Linked DNA regions of Mus musculus: region 2 is linked to region 1. Evidence: chromatin contacts called from ENCODE Hi-C or POLR2A ChIA-PET data. All regions are on one chromosome and are shown on one strand. The core of a region is the stretch at or near the end of the contact, and the rest is flanking DNA. Distances in the headings are between cores, read along the strand shown.

Region 1 (6,491 bases), core at 2,939-5,438:
AGGACAGGCCTGGCTTCCTCTAGAGCTTGGAAATGCCTCTTCCACCGGCCTAGAATACTGATCAGCTCTACAGCCAACTCTTAACTTAGCTGTGATGTCACCTCTGCTCCTGTTCCATATCTTAGTTTCCTTTCCTATAAGGAATGAATGGGGCTCAAAATCCCAACTAACGCTGAAGCAGACTAAAACACACTACAATTCCCAGCAGCCCAAGGCCATGGGCTACGTGGCCAGCTGTATCTCTGCCAAATGGGCAAATGACAGTTACAGTCTCTGAACTGCCCAGCTGGTGTGGGGGCAAAACCACTGGGTACCTCCCAGTGCAGACAGCAAGAAAGCAAGCAGGGCCACGTGTGAACGGGAAGACAGATGTATCGGGTGCTCAGAAGTCTCAGGAATAGAACAGAGAAGAAGGGGAGAGATGCGCAGGGTTGAGGGAGTGACCCCTCTGCTCACACCCACATCCTGCGGTGCCTACCTTCTCACCAGGATTTAATGCCCAGAGCTTCCCAGCCCTTAGGAACCCAGCTGGGAAGATACCTTAAACTGTCGCAGGTCCCAGACTTTGAGGGCACCATCATCCCCACCGCTGAGCAGGAAGGGCTCCCTGCGGCTCCAGCTGATGACATTAACATCTCCATCATGGGCAGTGGCTGTGGTGAGCATGCAGGCCTTGCCTGGGGCTGCTCGGATGTCCCAGATGCGAATAGAGGCATCAGCAGAGCAGGAGGCAAACACCTAAGTAGGGTCCAACAAGTTACAACTGGAAAGATGCCCTAACCCACAGGCTGCACTGTCATTCACTGTCTCCTTGTCTGATCAGGGCCCAGTTTGGGTCCCCTTCCCTCCCAAGCCAGGGTTCAGGTTCCTAACCTGCCCTCATCCCCATCAGACCTACATGCCTAGGCCTCCAGCCTTTCCTCACCGTGTCCTCAGTTGGTGACCACTGCAGATCCTCCACAGACCGTGTGTGGCCCACAAACGGCCTCTGGTCCACATTCCAGGAACCACCCTCCGTGGGTGTCCAGAGGTGGACGTTCTTCTGACAGTCACCAGTCAGCAAGCGGCCTAGACAAGGGTTAGGAGGTCACCTTACCCACCTGGAGGGAAAGGCACTTCTTGCCTTTCCAGGAGTCCTACGACCCATCCTCCCTGAACCATGAGAAAATCCAAACTCACCGGGCACCCGAGGGGACCAGTCAAGAGCAAAGCCCTCTCCCATGTGGCCAGCAAAGGAGAAGATGGGTTTTATTCGGGCCTGCTCATCTCGGAGGAAGATGGCCAGGGCCTGGGGGTCATCCACCACCTGCAGGAGCCGCCGCAGTGCGAACACCTCCACTTGGCCCTTCTCTGACCATACTCCAGCCACAGGTTCCTCCCCCAGCCAAGATACCTGCCAGAGGGGTACACAAAACAAAGAGGGGAGAGGCCTAAGGTTAGACAATAGACCCCCAAAACTATAACCTTGGCATGTCTACAGACAAATATAGTCCCCAGACAGCTTTGTAGGAGGAAACTACATGCTCCCAGACCAGCTGATGGCCAGGTCACCTCCTGGCTCTGGGAACAGAAACAGCAAAAGGATGAAGCTCAAGCTCCCAGTGGAGTTCTAGAAAACACTGCGGGTTCTACCGCTCTCACGTCCTTCCCCCTCTACAGTCACTCCAAGATCCTTAAACTGCCCTATTACCATAGACAACACATTCCTCTGACCATCTCCACGGTGGCTAGTTTTATGTCAACTTGACATAAACTAGAGTAATCTGAGAGAAGAGCTTCAATAGAGAAAAAGCCTCAGAGACATAGGGCTGCAGGCAGTAGGACGCTTTGTTAATTAGGAGGGCCCAGTCCATTGTGGGTGGTGCCAGCCTTGGGCAGGCGGTCCCAGATTCTATAAGAAAACAGCTTAGTTGGGCAGTGGTGGAACACAACTTTGGGAGGCAGAGGCAGGCAAATCTTTGCGTTCGAGGCCAGCCTGGTCTACAGAGCTAGGTCCAGGACAGCCAGAACATACAAAGAAACCCTGTCAAACAAAACAATATGAAAAAGACTGAAACAAGCAAGCTGAGTAAGCCATGACAAGCAGGCCAGTAAGCAGCACCCCTTCATGGCCTCTGCATCAGTCCCTGCCACCACATTCTTGCTGTTTCAGTTCCTGTCCTGACTTCCTTTGGTGATGAACAGTGATGTGGAGGTGTAAGCCAAACAAAGCCTTTCCTATCTAAGTTACTTTTGGTCACCGCATCTTATCACAGCGTTAGTAACCCTAACTAAGACATTCACCTTCAGTCTAAAACATTGAGACCCATGTTTGGCTGTCTCCTTCCTCACACCCATCTACGCTGCGCCTCTCAAAACTTTTCTAACCACCTGTACTGTGGCCACCCTTCCCGTGAGTTGTTCCTTATGTAATCAAACACTTTTGGCTCTCTGCAGTCAATTTTCCACACAGAAGCCAGCGGGAGCCTCTGAAAACAAGTACCAGACCAATCACTCCTCTACTTTACGTCCTCCACTTATTCCTAATTTCTCCTGAAGCAGAAACCAAGACTTACATTAGCCCACAAGGGCAAAGCAACCAGTCTTCCAGGCGCTCACCCTGCACATCTGTCACTGTCCCCGCTTAGTCTATTCTGCTCCACACACAGTCGCCTCTCCAGTTTCCCCTGAGATTCTGAATCATGTGTGCCAGGTGCACCCCAGGGTCTTGGCACTTTCGTTTTTCTTCTCTGCAAATCTGTTTCCACAAACACCCCAGCCCTGACACTTGCTGCAGGTCTCTAGTCCAAGAACACCGACTTACCCAGTCCTCCTCAAATTCACCATTTACAAAAAACAACTCTACCCTAGGAACACCCTTATACTACCACACTCAGCATCTTGTAACAAACTACAAGCTTTCTCTTGTTCCCTTTCCCACTAGTATGTTATGTTCATGGGCCCAGAGCTTTCTGTCTACAGGCTAAACCTTCTGGGAATAATGTAACAGATACAGGTCCAACAGAGACAGGTCCAGCTACGGGTTGGCTTTTGCTCTACATGCTCCTTGTATACCGTCTCCCTTTTTTGCTCATCTACCTGATCATAAAGTGCTCTATTTATTGAACTTGAGGTGAGCGCTCTACCACTAAGCTGCCTTTGAACTCATTCTATCCTGCCTCAGTTCCTAAGCAACAGCTCAGTAACACCCTTGCGTTTCACCACAATCAGGAGCTGTTTCAGCCTTTATTATCTGTTTATCAGCTCATAGAGTGAAAATGTCTGAAAATGAGGGGGGAGGGAGAGAAGCTGAGGGGCTGGAGGAGGTACTGAGAGACATTTGGATCTAGGGGGAGGGGTGTGCTGCAGAGAATCCTTAACAAGCCCCTGGAAAGACTGTACCCGAACTCGGTTGATGCCACCGTAGTGAGGAACCATGGCCAGTTCCAGCTGAGGTTTCTGCTCCTCCTCATCCTCTTCATCTTCATCTTCCTCATCGTCATCACTGCCCTCTGAGGGTGACGGCCTGGTGCCATGGAGATTGTGCATCCGAAGCATCATCAGTCTGGGGAAGCAAATACGGGTTAGAAACTGAGTGCCGGGATGTTGAAGGAGGAGGGAGGCTGGGGTCCCAGACTTTTAGGTCTGGCATTAGCAGAGAGCCCTAATGCGTGGGGCCTTGTGGATGTCTTGCAAAGGTCCTGGGTCTCACCTATTGCTCTGGGCGCTCTCCGCCTGGGTTCCCGCACACAGGTAAAGACTGAGAGGGAGCTCTGTCCGGTTGTCGCCCAAGTGATCTCGAACTATGTCAAAGCTGAGACAAGGGGCGCCTAGGGATGGGCGGGGAGATTAGAGTTGCTGAGTAGGAACGAGAGACTGGGAACTCGGCCTCCACCTCCTCCAAAGGCCGGCAGTCTGCAGGGTCACAATCCTCAGACTCCAGACCCTTCGTCCCCCAGACCCCAAGACAGGCCTTTCATTTCCCTGGACCCGAGAGTCAGGTCCCTCTGCCTACCAGTTTGCGCACGATGGTACAGCACGTAGGCCTCTTCATCCATTACCAGCTCCTCTCCCTCGCTCAGTGGCGGCCCTCTGCCGGGCAGGTAGACCTGGGATGGGCCTTCGGTTCCTGGGTCGCAGGTTTCAGCCTCCATGGGTTCTCCGGTTTCACACGTGCGACTCCGGCCCTTGCGCGCCGCCATCTTCGAACCTTCTTGCCCCGGACGCGAAGTGAGAGCGTCACTTCCGGGTTTCACCTCCCACAGTCTAAGACCCGTCCCACTGTACTGTTACCTTGGAAACCTGTGAACCAGCCAGAAGAAGGTAATGCGCAGAGAGATGGCCGCCACAAAGTAACCGCGTCCTGGCTCAGTGAGAAGACTTATATTAGGAGCAATTTTGTCTTTCGTGTGACCTTGGGGAATTCTTCCGCGCAGCAATGGCAAGACCTTCTGGGAGTTGTAGTTCTACAGAAGTCCTCGGCTTCAGAGCCCTCTCCATCTTCCACCTTTCATTCCCAGGGTTGTCTTTCCATTTAGTTAATTATTCATGTATGTAAACGAGCACTTACTGGCAAGGAGACTGGGCTTCTGTTCCCCGAGGACCTTTAAGGCCGATTTCTTCTCCTCTCCTTGTTATGATGGTTTTAAATTATTTCAAAATGCTTTAGGGTAGACAGGCTGGACATTATGTATAAGTTAGTGGATTGGATCTATCCTCCAGGGGCAGACCATTTCCCAACCAGGCATTCCCAGGGCAGCTCTGGTCAGCAGGCACTTAATCAGAAAGTCTCTCTTGAGGCTGCTGCTACAACTGAGTCAGCTCTCTTTATCTACCCATGTACACCCGAGTTTTGGTTAATTGGAGTAATGAAATATTGGAAACAGATCCTCACTGGTGAGATTAAGGAGATTCAAGGCGTGGGTTGGCCACTCTCCATTTGCATAAAATAACCCATCAAATCATTCTTGCCAGTAGCAAGGAGTAGGTCTCTAGATTTGGTCCTAATTTGTGCATCCCTTTTTGTATCTCTACTCTTGGGGGTGTTGTCTCTGCCCTGTCACCTCTCCACCCCTCTCCCCTGGACTCTTGCCGCTTCCTGGGGTTGACTGTGCTTTCCCCAATCTCCTGTTTTCTAGGACTGGGGACTGAACTCAGGGTGTTATGAATATTACAACACCCTGCCTCCGCTACACCACCAGCCCAGTTTCTGTTGTCTGACTGTCCTCCCTAAGGACTCAGTTCTCAGTTTCCATTTTTCTCCAGAGAAGTTGAAGGGACAGACACAGAACTCAGGCTTGGACTGAGGAGGCGTAAAAACATGGTTTTATTCCAAACACTGCAGTGTAGGAGCGGGAGAGGGGAGGAAAGGTCAGGTGTGGGCTCCCAGACCCTCCTCTCAGCCCAGCCTCAGACCCTGCTGAAATCTGGGAAAGGAGACCTGGGGGTGGAGTGTCTGCTGGATTATCACTGAAGGGTCACAAATAAGGGCTGGACTTGAAGATGTGATTGGTGGCATCTGGGGTGGTAGGTGAGTGGGGGGAGACAGGTAAAGGTAGGACTTTCGTGGAGGAGAGGTCATAGGTCAGAGCCAACAAGGATCTAAAAGGGAGGGGTCATTGAGGTCTGACATGAAGGGTCACAGTCTGGTCGGGGCACAGTCTGGGGTCAGATGATCATTTTAGGTGTTGGAAGTCACAGTCTGGGGTCAGGGGTTTCTGTGTGGCGGGGCCAAGGTCTGGAGTCACAGTTTGGCATACGCGTCTCACAGTTTTGAGTCCTGATGAATGAAAGGTTAAAAACAGGCTCCCCTAGAGGTGTGTCTGGGGCTAGGGAGCTGCACAGTGATGTGAGGGCCATGGCCCGGAGCGTAGGGGTGGGGCGCGGCGTGACCCCCCCACACCTCCCGCCAATCAGGTGACGTTAAAAAGCCCTTTTCGGGTTTAAAAAAGAGTCGGTGGGCTCCAAGAACCCCGCCCCCTTGCTCTCAGGATGGGTGAGATTTGGGCGACCGAGTCCCCTCTGGCTCATAGTTCCCCCAAGGCAAGGGGGTGGGGCGCAGGACGCTGCTCCAGGCGAGGTCCAGCCAGGTCCGTTTCTGTCCTTCCCAACCCATGAGGGTCTTGTCCACTTAGCGCGTCCCCTCGGGTCGTGGCCTGCGCTGACCGAGGGGGCGGCGGGGGTGGGGGGCCCGAGCCGCGTCATACCTCGGACTCCAGGCTGGAGAAGTGCGCAGAGCCCCTGCGTGTGCCCAGGTCCCCGCCCCGGTGTCTCCGGTGAGATGCGGTGGGCAGGGGCGGCCCCCAATGCGCAGCGTGCGGACAGCGGCGCGCGTGGCGCGAGGGCCCGGTGAGCCTGCGCGTGGGGGCCGCCCGTGGGCAGGAGCTCAGGTCCTCCAGCGAACGCGAGGTGGGCGCGGGCGGCGGGAGGTCCCAGCCACCCGCCGCGCGCCTGTGTCGGTGGTGGTGCGGTGCGGCGGCGGGCGCACGGTGCGAAGCCCGGGGGCGGTGCGG
Region 2 (6,491 bases), core at 2,601-5,100, 36 kb after region 1:
CTCCGCATGTGGAAGAAGGCTACCTCCAGTCAGGACTTCCTATTTGGATTTTGTATGGACGAGAAACTTATGGGGTGAGCTGCTGAGGTTTGAGGGTTTATCTGGTGGCAGCATGTGATATCACCACCATAAATTCATCCCACGTCTTCCCAGAGTTCACTGATGTATTGTTGCAAAGAGCAAGACTACAATTCCCAGCATGCAGTGGAGTGATGGCCCTTTAATTTCCCTCCTGACCCTATGTCCCCCATTTTTGTCTCTCTTACTGGCCTCTCTGCTCCTCAGACAGAACCCTATATAAATATAAGAATGTTTTTATGACGTTCTCTTTCCTTTTCTGTCCCCTCTCTGTCATTTCGATCCATGGGCTTAAATGTTGTCTCCAGCACTATCCCGCATGGTAGCCACTAGCCATGCGTAGCTATTCAAATTAAAATTAAGTAACACTGAAAAAAATATATAGTTCCTCAGCTGCATCCTGCAAGTGCGCGCCAGCCACCTGTGGCTCTGCAGCTGCCTGCTGGATGGAGGTGCACTGTCCATCTTCATCATGGCAGGCGCTCAGTGGGATGTGCCCAAGGCTCTTATCGCTGGTTACAACCACTCCTGTGAGCTTCAGACAAACCAACCCCACGTTCTAGTCTCCATCCCCAAACCAGGATTTCCACAAGTATCTCAGGAACCAGCATGTCAAAAGCAATTTCCTGACTCTCTTCAACCCTTCTCTTTAGAGCAGAACCAGCCAACCTCCTCCCTCCCCCCCCTTCCTCTAAGATCTCATATATCACCAAATAAAACAGAAGATGACCCTGACTTCTGCTCCTCTTGTCTCCTCCAGAGCGCTGGCCTTACAGGTACGCACCGCTACACCCACTTTACATGGGACGGGACCCAGGACCTCATTCATCCTGGACAAGCACTATAGCGGCAAATGTACAGCCCCAGCTTCATCCTTTTCTGTTTCCCTGGTACTTACATGCGAGCCACCTTCAACACCTCCCGGCTGTGTGCTCTAACCTGCTGGCCCCGTCTGCACCCCCAGTCTCTGCCCTTGCCATCACCGTTGCTCTAGCCTAGACAACTGCAGCTCTCTGGCACTCTTTTCATCCCTGCTCATGTCTTTTAGTTTGTTCTCCAAACAGCAACCGAAGGGATCATTTCAGAATATTAACAGGAACACATCTCTTCTCAACTGAAAACCTTCCAATAAATTCTACTTTAGAATCAAAACCTGAGCCCAGGGCCCTGCATGAACCAAGCCTCCGTGCCCGTCTGAGCTCAGCTGCCTCCCCAGCTCTGCCTTGTTCTCTTTTCACACAGAATGTTTCTTCTAAGCTTTGCCCTCAGCAGTTGTCCCTCCTGGGGACACAGTCCCCAGTTCCTCCATGCCTAGCTACCCCTTATCATCCTTCAGGGCCCATGCAGATACCACCTCCTCTGGAGCCCTCTCTTGATTCCCATCTATTGCAGCCTTAGCCTCAGCCGTTCCTGCTTTCCCTTCGGGCAGATTTCACTATCTGTTGCTTACTTAGTTTGTCTCCCTCATTAGAGTACAAGTGAGCGCTGCCCCCCCCCCCCCAACTCAGTTTTATAATCCCGAACCTAACTAAACAGGCCCCAGGCCTCACACGCCTTCCTGCACCTACATGCAAACAGCAATCAGAATTTCTCCTTTGGCACATGCCAGTGGTTTAGTGCTGGGTACAAGACAGCTGTCCTGAAAAGAGGGGCCTTCCCAGCATGCATTGGAGACTCACAGACGACCTCACCCCTCAGAGGGGATGGCTATGAACAGACTAGGTCTTGGCACTCATTTAGCACAGCTGGAGCAGCAACGATAACACTTCCCCCCCTCCCCCAGGGCAGTGAACTATATATGTCCCTGAAGGTGACAGGCTACATACAAAGTGGATAGCAATTTTCAGTGGGGCACAGTCACCAACAATGGAAGCACAAGGGACTGTGTACACCAGTGTTCTATGGAGGGAGCAGCCAGGCCTACATATCTGCCTACAAATCTAGCCAAGAACAAAGAAGCCGGATAGAGGTCTTTCCCAGAATGTTTTGGGCAGACCTGAGGGCCCTCGGATGCAATGGTGCTCTGGGAACAAGGTCACAGGCCTTCCTAGCCGGCAACTGGTTGGTTTAGGTTCCATCCACCCAGGCGGCCCCATCCTTCAGCCAACCCCACTTCTAGGTTTCACTTGCTCCACATCTAGTACACCCCTTTCTCAGGCTTCATCTGCAAATTAGGGTAGTCCATGTCTCTTCTTTGGTACCAAAGGCCTACCACAACCCACTGTCCCCACCCAGGCCTTTGGGGGCAGGTCTCTTTCCAGGCTACTACCAGGACCAGTCTCTCCTGACTCCACTTCAGGTTTCTGGTTTTCTCTGGGTTCAAAATCCTCATTTCCGTACCTTTACAGTTTGACAAGCTCATTCTCAAACCCCACTTCAAGGGCCTACTTCCTCCTCTCTCAGCAAAGTCCTTTTATTACATCCATTGGAGTGGGTCTACCCTCGGCCTTCTCCACTGGATCCCTCCATCCTTGAGCACTAGCAGGGTCCTTGGGCTTGGCCTGCTTCTCATCAGTCCAACTCTCAGAATGCATGGCTCTGCTCTCATTCCTACACCTCTAGGCTCCAAGCCTCCAGCTAAGCCTCCCACCATGCCCTCCTTCAGCACCTAGTTCTCTTATCCTATGGTTCCCATCTCTGCCTTCCTGGACACTAGACTCCATCTCTTTCTGAACCCCATCCCTTTCCAACTGACTCTTCCCCTCATTGGTCCAAGAGCCATAACTCTAGTTTCTGACCTTGTCGTCACTCATTAAATCTATCTCTTCTGCCATTGGCTTTTCCTCAATCCTCATTGTAACCCACCTCTTTCCTGATTATTGATCTGACCCTTGTAGGTGACCCCTGAAAGGTGCTGTGAACCCCATAGAGCACATCTCTTCAAATCAGACTCCTCACTGTATAGACTTGACTTTTAACCACCAACATGGAAACTGACCAACGGACGGCTCCACCCCCTAGTTACTGTCTCCGTCCTTACAACCCCCCCCCCCCATCTTAATACAACCCGCCCCCCAAGTTATCATAGGTCCCGCCTCTCAAAGGTCTTTCCCTTCAGCCTACGCAGGCACTGCCCCTCGACGAACCTCCCGCCTCAAGTCAATCAAAACTACGTCCGATCCAAGACCCCGAGCCGCAAGGCCCCGCCCCCGAGCCGCAAGGCCCCGCCCCCGAGGCGGCCCGTCCCCCGCGGTCGCGCGCACCTTGGGTGTGAGTACGAGCGCGGCGCCGCCGTGCACGGCCACGATGGGCAGCGAGGTCTGCGCCGACAGGAAGTCGAGAATGGGCGCGACGGCGGGCGCGCGCGAGTCGTCCTCGAACACCACGCCGTGCACGCGCAGCCCCGACAGCAGGTCGCAGAGCTGCAGCACAAGGCTGCGAGGGTCGGAGCCGTTGAGCACCAGCGCCACGGGCCGTACGTCCAGGCCCGGGCTGCGCACTGCCGCCGCCACGGCCGGGCCCAAGCGCGCCGCCTCGGCCGCGTACGCCGGGCCAGAGAAGACCAGCGCCACGTTGAGCGGCCGCGCCCCGCCCGTGCCCCCGCCGGCCGCGCCCGGCCCCGGCACCTCCTCCGGGAACGGGCTGGCGCACGCCAGCGCCAGCAGCAACAGCATCTTAGCGGGGCCCCGAGGGCCGCGGGGGCCACCGGCGCCGCGCATCGCCTGCGGGCCCCGCCGGGCGGCCTCTGCGTGGACGGGAGGCGAGGGCAGAGCCCGAGGGGAGACACGGGAGAGACGGGGCGAGAGGGGAAGGTTGGGTGATGGAGAGAGGGAGGGGCCGACACGGAGGGAAACAGAGATGAGGGACAGAGATAAGGGAGAACGAGACAGAAGGAGGAGACAGAGATCGAGAAACAGAGATAGGGAAGGCGACAGAGACAGTGAGACCCAGATAGTGAGGGAGATGCAGAGTCAGGATGAGAGGGGAAAGTTGGGTGAGAGAAGGCGCGGCGGCAGAAGCATAGAGGGAGACAAATGAAGAGAGGGAGACGGGAAGAAATGGAGAGACAGAGAGGGAAAGAGGCAGGAAAGAGACATACAGAGACCAGAGACAAGAAGAGACAGCGGGAAAGGCAATGGAGGGAGTGGAAGGGAAAGATGGAACCCAAATAGAGGGAGGGGTGGGGGGGTGAGATGAAGGAATGAAATGTGGGAACCAGGAGGCACAAAGGCGGGAGGGGGTGAGTAATGGGGTCAGGGAAGATGCAGAGGTAAGAGGTGGGGGGAGAAGGCAGGCATGGAAGGGGCAGTGATCGAACAGATGGGAAAGAGACCCAGAGATGGGACAAAGACCAGGAAAAGAACGCCAGTGAGAGCAAAGGAGAGGGGGACAGCGAGAGAGATGGTCAAGGAGAGGGGAAAGAGTGAAGAGAGATGAAAGGCCAGGCTCACGGGGACACAGACCCAGGAGAGGGAGCACAGGAGAGGGAGCACGGCAGAGGATGGTAGTGAGGCAAGGAGAGATGCAGAGAGAAATACAGGGAGGCGGAGAGATGAGAAAGTTGCGGGGAATAGAAAGCAAAGCAGAGACCCACAGTCACCCAGAGTCAGGCACACACCAACCTCAGGAAGAAGGAGTGGAGATGGAGAGAGGCAAGCAGAGCGAATGGAATACAGAGAAGACAGAAATAGCAAGGCAAGGCGAAGCCCCAGACCCCCACCCGGGAGGTGCCCAGCACACATAAAAGCAAGGCAGAGGCAGGTGGCAGAGGAAATGGAAAGAAAAGGGCGAAAGTAAGGGGGAAACGGGAGAGGAAAAGGGGTCAGGTGTATGGGGGAGAGAGAAGGAGAAATTAGTTGGGTATCCAAGGAGAGACAATGCCCACCACCCTAAGCCATTCTTAGCCCCTCCTCCTGTCCCTGCCCCCCTCGTTTTCATTCTTGATGAAACTGAGTCACAGGCCAGTCTTGGGGTTGGGGGCACAGCTGTGGGGAGCTGGGGGGGGGGGTTGTCCCTGGCTTCCAGCCCAGAGCAATTTAGTAAATTAAAGGAAGAAGAGTGTTGCCTCCAGTGGCCCCTGTTGAATACTAGTTGCCTGGGGTGGGTGGGCCAGGATCCCAGGCTTCTGGGTACTAGGTTTGAGGAGGAGCCCTGGGGGCCTGATCTCTGCTCACATAAAGCTCCAAGGACCTGCACTGGGGGCTTCCTGAATGGGCCAGGGTCCAGATACAGAAGGGTTCTCTCTTGGCCGTCAGTCTCCTGTCTGGTTGCCATGGTAGCACAGGCCGGTCCACTCTAGACAGCAAGGGTTGGGGCAAAGGCACACACCCCCTACCCTGGCTGGAACCCTTATCTTCCAAATCATTACTCCACCTTTCTGGAGGTCCTGGGCACTTGTCTCCCCAGGGAAGGGGGTGCCCCCTCCTGCAGGCCATACCTCCTCCTGTCCCCCCTCTTCATTGCCTTTCCTTCCCAAGCAGCTGGCTCAGTCCCTGCTCAGAATAGCCCCCCTTTCTCCCCAAAATAACGCACAGCTGTGGCCTGGCCCCCGCGGGGTTAATACTGGTTCTCTCCCTTCCTGGTGGCTGCTCAGCCATCAGCCCCCTCCTCCACTTCTCAGACCCTAGCCTCTGCTTTTTTGGGGGTCCAAGGTCCTTGTCACTGTGAGGCCTAGGAGGACAGCCTCAGCCCCACCCCTGTCGGGAGGCAGTGTTTTCACATACAGGGTTCTTGAGGGCAATGTTTCTACCCAGCGCTTGTACCCCGTTATCAGTCCTCAGGAAGCAAAGTCCCCAGATCTCACATCAGAGCTGGCAAAGTCCATTCCGACCTCCACCTTATGAGTTTAGCCTCTGTTTCCATCCTACAGGGGCCTCAGAAGCACCCCGAGCCTGCTCCGTCAGGAGTGCTCACCCTCCCGAAATTCCTGACTGAACTTGGCCTGGCAGGTACCCCACCTCACCCAGCTCTGCAGTCCACTCATCTTTTTCTCAGGGCCTGGGCATCCTGGCCTCATCCTGTCCCAACACCGGGGAGTCTTGGTTCCTGTCTTGTTCTCCTTTAAGGAGCCCCCCCCCCTTTTGCCTCAGACCCCATCAGTCCCAACATCCTTCCAGCTCACTAGCTCTGGCCTTTCCAGTTGTTTCCCTCATATCTTGTCTATGGTGTAAGGAGGTAGGGGCTCTCTGTGTCTTTATTGCCCCCTAATCCATCATGGGGAGAAGCTTTGATCAACAGCTCCCCCTCATTGTGCTGCAGAGAGCTTCCTATTCCCCCCACTTCACACACACAGACACACACACAGATACACACACACACACACACACACACACACACACACACACACACACACACCCATCCCTATCCTGGAAGGGCATTCCAGAACCTTGAGGAAGGGGTGGCTGCTTGGGGCTGGGTGCCGGTCACTGGACGCCCTCAAGGTCCTTGGCAGGGGTATTAATAGCAGACTCATA

Evidence for each region. Hi-C counts contacts between places; a loop is a spot of excess contacts on that map. ChIA-PET counts read pairs that join two places held with the same protein, here RNA polymerase II (POLR2A).
Region 2: a map of heart shows a loop between it and region 1 (3-fold over the local background). The contact joins the promoter of Grin2d here to the promoter of Grwd1 in region 1. A Hi-C loop is called at or near these places in 4 of 37 maps with a recorded cell type or tissue (adrenal gland and heart). POLR2A ChIA-PET finds 5 or more read pairs at or near these places in 3 of 5 experiments (Patski and embryonic stem cell).

The regions. Positions count from the first base shown.
Region 1 is chr7:45,826,601-45,833,091 of GRCm38, forward strand. Grwd1 (glutamate-rich WD repeat containing 1) reads right to left here and starts at 4,189. Exons shown (of 7, transcript NM_153419.2): 1 at 3,995-4,189; 2 at 3,692-3,809; 3 at 3,382-3,544; 4 at 1,180-1,393; 5 at 926-1,068; 6 at 541-738. The coding sequence starts at 4,181. It overlaps Grin2d (glutamate receptor, ionotropic, NMDA2D (epsilon 4)), which reads right to left. Exons shown (of 12, transcript NM_008172.2): 12 at 5,883-6,491. The coding sequence ends at 6,180.
Region 2 is chr7:45,862,831-45,869,321 of GRCm38, forward strand. It overlaps Grin2d (glutamate receptor, ionotropic, NMDA2D (epsilon 4)), which reads right to left and starts at 3,851. Exons shown (of 12, transcript NM_008172.2): 1 at 3,282-3,851. The coding sequence starts at 3,737.